Linked DNA regions of Homo sapiens: region 2 is linked to region 1. The links are chromatin contacts, found by Hi-C or POLR2A ChIA-PET in ENCODE. All regions are on one chromosome and are shown on one strand. Each heading gives the region's core, a stretch centred on a gene start or an enhancer-like site at or near the end of the contact. The rest is flanking DNA. Distances are from core to core; before and after follow the strand shown. Region 1 holds the start of ZNF879 (zinc finger protein 879). Region 2 overlaps FAM193B-DT (FAM193B divergent transcript).

Evidence for each region. Hi-C counts contacts between places; a loop is a spot of excess contacts on that map. ChIA-PET counts read pairs that join two places held with the same protein, here RNA polymerase II (POLR2A).
Region 2: a loop to region 1 is called in a map of gastrocnemius medialis, with 18 times the contacts of the local background. The contact joins the enhancer-like site here to the promoter of ZNF879 in region 1. A Hi-C loop is called at or near these places in 1 of 168 maps with a recorded cell type or tissue (gastrocnemius medialis). POLR2A ChIA-PET finds 5 or more read pairs at or near these places in 1 of 52 experiments (WTC11).

What each region holds. Positions count from the first base shown.
Region 1 is chr5:179,022,361-179,026,608 of GRCh38, forward strand. ZNF879 (zinc finger protein 879) reads left to right here and starts at 1,444. Exons shown (of 5, transcript NM_001136116.3): 1 at 1,444-1,544; 2 at 2,610-2,677. The coding sequence starts at 2,645. RefSeq lists an enhancer at 1,072-1,573.
Region 2 is chr5:177,574,556-177,578,849 of GRCh38, forward strand. It overlaps FAM193B-DT (FAM193B divergent transcript), which reads left to right. Exons shown (of 3, transcript XR_941274.3): 3 at 564-984. Among named protein-coding and RNA genes, the nearest start is that of TMED9, 16 kb to the right of the region's middle. Within about 2 kb of position 1,280, at least 2 of the 41 ENCODE cell types and tissues checked have a DNase peak (open chromatin) inside an H3K27ac peak, as active enhancers do.

The sequences.
Region 1 (4,248 bases), core at 194-2,693:
AATGCTATGTTGTTTTGTCAATAATGGTCTATAACTGTCATATCTTTATTATTATTATTTTAAAATAATAATTAAATATAGAAATAACATATGGTCCAGAAATGGAATTGCCCATGTGTTAATTCTACATTTAATTTTTTTTTGAGGAACTGCCATACCGTTTTCCAGCGCAGCGCTACCATTTTACATTCCCACCATTAAGGCACAAGGATTGTTTTCTGGTTTTCTTTTTTTTCCAAATTTTATAATAGCCAACCTAATGAGTGTGAAATCGCAGTGGATGTTTGATCTGCTTTGATCTGCATTCCCCTAATGATTAGTGATGTGCATTATTATCTTTTAACAATATAAAACATCCATTTTGTTCGATTTAATTATTTTTACATTGCAATAATCTTTGTATTGTTGTAACATCGTGATCCAAGATTTCTTTTTCATATTATCTACCTGATATCTCTTAGTCCCTCTCTGCATTTTCTATCTTCAAGTACCCTTTGTGTTTAGGTTTGTCTCTGTAAACGCTAATGTTTGATATTTTAAAAATCAACACTTTCTGAGCACATAGTATTTGGCGTGTACAGTGCCGGTCACCGAGGATGCAGTTGTGATGATAGCGCTGGGAGTTGGGCTTTATTTTACGTTTTAAAGAAGTCACTTCAAAAGAAGTGAGTGCCATGAAGAGGGAAATACTAGGCTTATGCTTTTGTTTTACTCTGAGTGCCAGTAAATATGTAAAGATTACAAAAATTTATTTATTTATTTATTTATTTATTTGAGACAGAGTCTTGCTCTGTCACCCAGGCTGGAGTGCAATGGCGCGATCTGAGCTCACCGCAACCTTCGCCTCCCAGGTTCAAGCGATTCTCCTGCCTCAGCCTCCCGAATAGCTGGGATTACAGGCATGTGCCACCACGCCCGACTAATTTTTCGTGTTTTCGTAGAGACAGGGTTGCACCATGTTGGCCAAGATGGTCTCGGTCTCCTGACCTTGTGATCCGCCCACCTCGGCCTCCCAAAGTGCTGCGATTACAGGCATAAGCCACCGCGCCCGGCCGAGATTATAAAATTTAGACATAATTCATTTTTAATTAAAATCGCAGAATGGACTGTAATAGTTCTGTCACCACCTGCGAATAATCAGCAGCGGCTAGTCTTCCAGATTTAAAAATTCATACTCACTTTTCCGTCTTACTATTTTTGTCATTCTAATTACGAATACAATGGGTGGTTTAGCGGAGGGAGAGTAGTTGGAGCCCAAGCTGAGGGACTCGGCTTCAGCCTTCTCGAACTCCACAGCCCGACCGCGTTCTCCGCTCTCGGCGCTGTGGTTCTCTCTCGGACACCGTAAGTGGTGGTGCCGCAGCGACGTCTGGGAAATGAAGTCCGGAGGGACAAACGCTGCGGTTCAGCCAGGGAAACCCGTCGGCTCTCCGGCGCGCAGGCGCAGTTGCGCCCGGCAGCGACGGGAAACGTCTCTGAATTAGGTGTTCCGCTCGCCTCTTGTGCGGTGTGGAGCTGCGCGCCCCCCGCCGAGGCGGGCCCAGGTACAGGCTGCCGGTGAGGGCGGGCCCGGGGCGTGCGGCTGCCGCGGCGGGACCAGGACGAGGGCTGGCCTCTGCGCGTGTCTGCCGAGTCCCCGGCTCCGGGCGTCCGAGCCGGGGCGGCCTCGGCAGGTGAACCCGGCCCCGGAGGGGGCGTGGCCTGGGAAGGGCCTGGCGGAGGCCGGGAGGGCGCTTCGACGCCGCTGGACTCCTGGGCCGCAGCCTGGGCCGGACTCCGGGGGAAACGGCTCCAGAACAGAAACTGCAAAATGCCGCCTCGGTTCAGGGTCCGGAGCCCTCCGGGCGGTTTTTCGCTCTTAGTGTTTGTGGGTTTAAGCCTCCCCCTACTCCGTTTCCCGGAGTTTAAACTTTAGATTTACTCGTTTTTGGCAGTCTTGCACGTTTGGCAGTGTTTTCCTACAGCCAGTCCTAGAGTGATTTAACTATTTCTTTTTTTATTTACCGTAACCATGTCCACTTGCTACGTTTCTTCCCATTTCTCTAAATTTTAAATCAATTTCTAGCTAGTGATGCTGTTTTCTTGCGCCCTTGTTTTTTTGGGGCCAGGGAGAATGGGTAACGCTACCTTTAAGCAGCTTTGATAACTGTTTTTGATAAAGGAAGTAAATCTTACAAGAGGAAGAAAAGAGGACTAATTTTTGGTTGGCTGTTCCTAAAAAAGAGCATCAGTTCTTCAACTGCTGTTTTTCGTATTGAACAACATCCAAGTGCAGATGTGTGGAATATTGTGTCATTTCCTATTACTTTATCTGAATGAGCCTTGCCTGATTCTGCCCTTGACCCTGTTAAGGCACGGCAGATGGTCTTCATCCCTTCGCTCCTTTCGTCTTTATCGTAAAGCACTGGCAGAAAGGTAGCAGGCCCGGTGACTCTGAACCTGCTTCCCACACTGGTTTAAGTGGCCGGACTTAGGGCCCCTCTGGCCTGGGCAGTTCCAGGCTCCTTCTCTGCAGGTGCTCAGCTTATGGCTTCTAACCTGGTCTGGCCTAATGAGGGTGGGCATGCAGGCTGGATGAAAAGACCTCACAGCTTTTTTCTCCATTCCAGGTGCCTTCTCCAAGAGAGGCAGCAGGGAGGGAGAAATGGCAAGGAGGTTGCTGCCAGCCCATGTACAGGTGAGTGAAGGCTTCTTTTTGCTTGAACTGCCTTCAGGGTCTAGACGTGGTAAACTTCTTCATCTGTTGTTGAGCTTCTCTACCCAGTGAAGCTCAGGGAAGGACCAGAGGGCTTGGTAGCTGAGAAACTCTGGAAGGAAGGTGTTTCCCTTGCCTCAGAGCCTGTCTCATGCTTTTTTTTTTTTTTCTTTCCCTTTTTTGAGACAGGGTCTCACTCTGTTACCCAGGCTGGAGTGCAGTGGCACGGACATGGCTCACTGCAGCCTCAACCTCCCTGGTAGCTGGGACTACAGGCATGTGTGCCACCACACCCAGCTAATTTTTGTATTTTTAGTAGAGACCAGGCTTCAACAAGTTGGCAAGGCTGGTCTTGAACTCCTGACCTCAAGCAATCTGCCCGCCTCAGCCTCCTAAAGTGTTGGGACTATGGGCGTGAGCCACCGCGCCCGGCCCCCAGTCTCATGCTTTTTGACAAAGAATTTAATGGGGCTCCAATGCCAGGCCACTGCCACTACCAGAGCTTTGTGAAAGATCCAGGTGTTTTTGCCCTGTGGAGGACAAAGACACGGAGGAGTTAAATAATTCCTTCCTAACACGGGGAATTTGAAAAAGAGAGGCCCTGTATTCCCAGGACCTTGGGAGGCCAAGGTGGGCAGATCACTTGAGGTCAGAAGTTCAAGACCAGCCTGACCAACATGGTGAAACCCGGTCTCTACTAAAAATACAGAAGTTAGCTAGGGATGGTGGTGCATGCCTATAGTCCCAACTGCTCTGGAGGCTGAGGCAGGAGAATCACTTGAACCCGGGAGGCAGGGGTTGAAGCGAGCGGAGATCATGCCACTGCACTCCAGCCTGCGTGACACAGCGAGACTCCGTCTCAAAAAAAAAAAAAGCCAGGTGTGGTGGGTCTGGTGGTGCGCTCCTGTAATCCCAGTTAGTCCGGAGGCTGAGGCAGGAGAATCACTTGAACCCGGAAGGTGGAGGTTGCAGTGAGCTGAGATTGTGCCATTGCACTCCAGCCTGGTGACAGAGCAAGACTCCATCTCAAAAAAAAAAAAAAAAAAACAAAGAAAGAAAAATATGTCTGAAGGAGATAAGCTTTGTACGCCTTTGTGATTCTGTACAGGATGCTCAATTCAGCATTTCTAGAGTATGAACAAAGTGCAAACAACCTAAACATCCAGTGCTAGGGGAGTTACATAAACTAGATCATCTGTACACTGAACTACTGGGCAGCATGTAAACAGTGGTGACCAGGATGCTGTTATTTGTATAATGTGATTTTATTTTTATTTAAATATAGAACCATATTTGCATGAAAATCACCTGAAGAGACATAGCAAAAAGTTAACTTTTTCTGGTGGTAGAAAGTTAGATGAGCACTTCTTGTTGTTTTGCTTATTGATCTTTTAGAATTTTCTAGTAAGCTTTTTTAAGATGATTCGTTTTGTTTTGTTTTTTAAGAGACAGGATCTTACTCTGTTGCCCAGGCTGGAGTGCAGTAGTGTGATCACACGTCACTGCAGCCTCGACCTCCTGGGCTCAGGCAAGCCTTTTGTCTCAGCCTTCTG
Region 2 (4,294 bases), core at 30-2,529, 1.4 Mb before region 1:
ACCCTATTTTTGACAATGACAATAATGAGGATGGACTATATGGCCCTCCTGCAGGTATAGCCCTTCCTTTCTCCCTGCCTTCCAAAAAGCAGAAGACACATTCTCACGTCCCTTTCACTCTTGGCTCCTGTTTTCCTCACGCCAAGAAGCTGCTCTGGATTAGCATGAGAGTAAGGTCTTGGGGGCCTTGGAAACTTCCACCTCCACTGGATCAGCCCTCTCAACGGCTCCAAGGCTGACACTTGCTGCCTTCATGTACCCACATCCCCTGGAGGCCATGGCACCACTCTCCTGACTGCCATCCTCCTTTTGAGCTCTCCCTAATCATCCTTCCTCCCCAGGATTCTGCCCACCTCCTCATCCAGCTTGCTCTATTCTCCTGGCTTTGGAGACAACCTTTGGGTTGGCCACATTGCAGATCTAGCTCCAAGGGAGAGATCTAGAAGGTCAATCTCTCCCTTGACCTTCAGCCTGTTAGAAATGTTGGTTTTTCGGTGCTGTAAAGAAATAGCACTTGAACATAAATTTAATTTCTTCAACAAGGCCATTTTTACTTTTTGCAGAAAGGATACACTCGCCAGCACTTTTGCCACGAGAGTACACTGAACAAAGGAGACAGGGTCATCTATAACCTGACGCGTCCACCTTCCTGCTGTGTCCGGTTTTTATTGGCTGGAACGGGACCTCACATTTTGTATTTGTCCTGATTGGCTAGTAACTTAGAACTTTTTAAAAGAGGCAAAGGCAGAGGAGAACAAAAGAAGGAGGAAGTAACTTGTGGAATGCTGAGAAAGGTAAAAACACCTTCAAATAAGGAAGAGGAACAGGCTATGACCTAATGCTTGCTTGGACCAGTATAAGCATGCCGGGGCAAATATTTAGGCTAAATTGTGGGAGCTAAAAACATAAAGTACATTGATTTCTTTATTACGGCTAGCAGATATTTAAGATGTTAGCACAGGTCTTTGAATAAATTTTGCTTCTAAGAGAAGTTACTATTTATTCCTAATTAGATGGGAAGGAAAGTCTTTGAAGAAGAACCTCTACTTTACTTTTTACAAGCCCTACCCAGCAGTCCTATTTTTCTCTTCTCAGATATCATTCCCTTCAGTGGCTACTTGAAGACGTCATTCTGCCTAAGATCCCTAAACTGCTCCCCCTTATTCTTAGTGGGCCATATCAGAGGGAAATGTCACCTGCCTGCCTGTGATACTCTCCCAAAGCTAACTGAGCTCACACATCTTTGCCTGCTTTTCACCAGGCCAAAGCCAGTGCCCCACCTGTGAACTGATCTTTTGTTCACTTGAGGCCACATGAAACTTGAAACATGAATTGTTGCCCAGTTTCCTGCAGGATGTTCCCGGGCCCACTCCAGTGGGGTTTGGAAGCTGCCCCAGTTTAGGAAACAGATTTCTTTTCTTTTTTTTTGCTTTTTGAGACAGAGTCTCAATCTGTCACCCAGGCTCGAGTGCAATGGCGTGATCTTGGCTCACTGCAACCTCCACTTCCCGGGTTCAAGCAATTATCCTGCCTCAGCCTCCCGAGTAGCTGGGATTACAGGTGTCTGCCACCACTCCCAGCTAATTTTTATATTTTTTAGTAGAGACAGGATTTCGCCATGTTGACCAGACTGGTCTCGAACTCCTGACCTCAGGCGATCCGCCTGCCTCAGCCTCCCAAAGTGCTGGTATTACAGGTGTGAGCCACCGTGCCCGGCCAGGAAATAGATTTCTTAACTCTCAGATCTCCATTAAATTGGCATGTCTAGACCTGTATTTGCAGTCTAGTTATATTTGCACAGTAACAAGTACTGGAGCAGCGCCCTCTCTGATGGAAAGTAGCTCCTGCTGATTGAGTCCCTACTACATGCCAGGTGTTGTGCCCGATGCTTTGCCTTTAGTGTCCCACGGAACATTTAGACTATATTTACGAGGTCAGAAATGGTAAGTGTCTCACTGGAAGGCATGCCACTAGAGAATTTCAGAGCCTGGAAATCAATCCATGTCTGATCCAAACCCTTACTCTATTCCCTATCCCAGCTGCCTTAAGGCTCATTTTAATCATGTTGTCAACTTTCTAGCTCCCAGAGCTCACAGGAGAGACCTCAGGAGGTGGCTGGAGAGATAGAGCAACACTATTCAACTTGAACAGAATAAGACATATATGTTACTTGAAGATTTTCCAGTAGCCATATTAAAAAAAGTATAAAGAAACAGGTGCCTGGCGCGGTGGCTCACACCTGTAATCCCAGCACTTTGGGAGGCCAAGGCAGGCGGATCACGAGGTCTGGAGATCGAGACCATCCTGGCTAACACGGGGAAACCCTGTCTCTACTAAAAAAAAATACAAAAAATTAGCCGGGTGTGGTGGTGGGCACTTGTAGTCCCAGCTACTCAGGAGACTGAGGCAGGAGAATGGCGTGAACCCAGGAGGCGGAGCTTGCAGCGAGCAGAGATCATGCCACTGCACTCCAGCCTGGGTGACAGAGTGAGACTCCGTCTCAAAAAAAAAAAAAAAAAAGAAACAGGTGAAGTTAATTTTATTAATATAATTTATTTATCCAAATGTATTTCAAATATTATCATTTCAACATGTTTTATTTTATTTTATTTTTATTTTTGAAACAGAGTTTCACTGTTGTCGCCCAAGCTGGAGTGCAGTGGTGCGGTCTTAGTTCACCGCAAACTCCGCCTCCCGGGTTCAAGCGATTCTCCTCCATCAGCCTCCGGAGTAGCTGGGATTGCAGGAGCCTGTCACCATCCCCGGCTAATTTTTTGTATTTTCAGTAGAGACGGGGTTTTACCATGTTGGCCAGGCTGCTCTCGAACTCCTGACCTCAGGTGATCCACCTGCCTCAGCCTCCCAAAGTGTTGGGATTACAGGTATGAGCCACTGCGCCTGGCCACATGTACTTTTTTTTTTTTTTAAGACAGGTTTTGTTCTGTCACCCAGGCTGGAGTGCAGTGGCACAATCATAGCTCACTGCAGTCTCGACCTCCTGGGCTCAAGTGAGTCTCCTGCCTCAGCCTCCCAAGTAGCTGGGACTACAGGCCTACAGGCATGTGACACCACACCCAGCTAACTCTACTTTTTTTTTTTTGAGACAGAGTCTCACTTCGTCGCCAGGCTGGAGTGCAGTGGCATGATCTCGACTCACTGCAACCTCCACCTCCTGGGTTCAAGTGATTCTTGTGCCTCAGCCTCCTGAGTAGCTGCGACTACAGGCGCCTGCCACCACACCCAGCTAATTTTTGTATTCTTAGTAGAGATGGGGTTTCGCCATGTTGGCCATCTCCTGACCTCATGATCTGCCCGCCTTGGCCTCCCAAAGTGCTGGAATTATAGGAATAAGCCACCGCACCTGGCCTAATTTTACATTTAAAGTTAGCAACAGAGCTGAGGGGGGCAGACTGATGGATCCACTTCTTCCTCATAATCTCCATCACTCCTCTTAGGATATGCACGGCTATCATTTTCTCATGTTTATGTTAAATGTGGCAAAACAGCTTCAAGCTCCTATCCAATATGTCCCCAAATTCTTTTTTTTTTTTTTGAGATGGAGTCTCGCTCTGTCACCAGGCTGGAGTGCAGTGGTGCAATCTCAGTTCACTGCAACCTCTGCCTCCCAGGTTCAAGCAATTCTCCTGCCTCAGCCTCCCAAGTAGCTGGGATTACAGGCACCTGCCACCGCGCCCAGCTAACTTTTGTATTTTTAGTAGAGACGGGGTTTCACCATGTTGGCCAGGATGGTCTTGATCTCCTGACCTCATGATCTGCCCACCTCAGCCTCCCAAAGTAATGGGATTACAGGCGTGAACCACCGCGCCCATCCCACAAATTCTTATTATATAGAAACTGTGGCATTGTCACTGTTGGCAGCTAATCTAAGAAAAATTGTAAACATTGTGCCGGCCAAACAAAATATGCCTGCAGGCCACCAGTCTGCAGCCTGATGACAGCCTACTTCTAGTTGTCCAACTTGTAGTAAGGATATTCACTTCCACCCATTGTTTGATCTAACCTCTCTCCTGGCTTCATTCTAATCAAGCCACATTTATTTTCCTGAACCTTTCTTCTTTTCTTTTTTCTTTTTTTTTAAATTGAGACGAGTTTCGTTCTTGTTGCCCAAGCTGGAGTGCAATGGCGCGATCTTGGCTCTCCACAACCTCCACCTCCTGGGTTCAAGCAATTCTCCTGCCTCAGCCTCCCGAGTAGCTGGGATTACAGGCATGCACCACCACACCCAGCTAATTTTGTATTTTTAGTAGAAACGGGGTTTCTCCGTGTTGGTCAG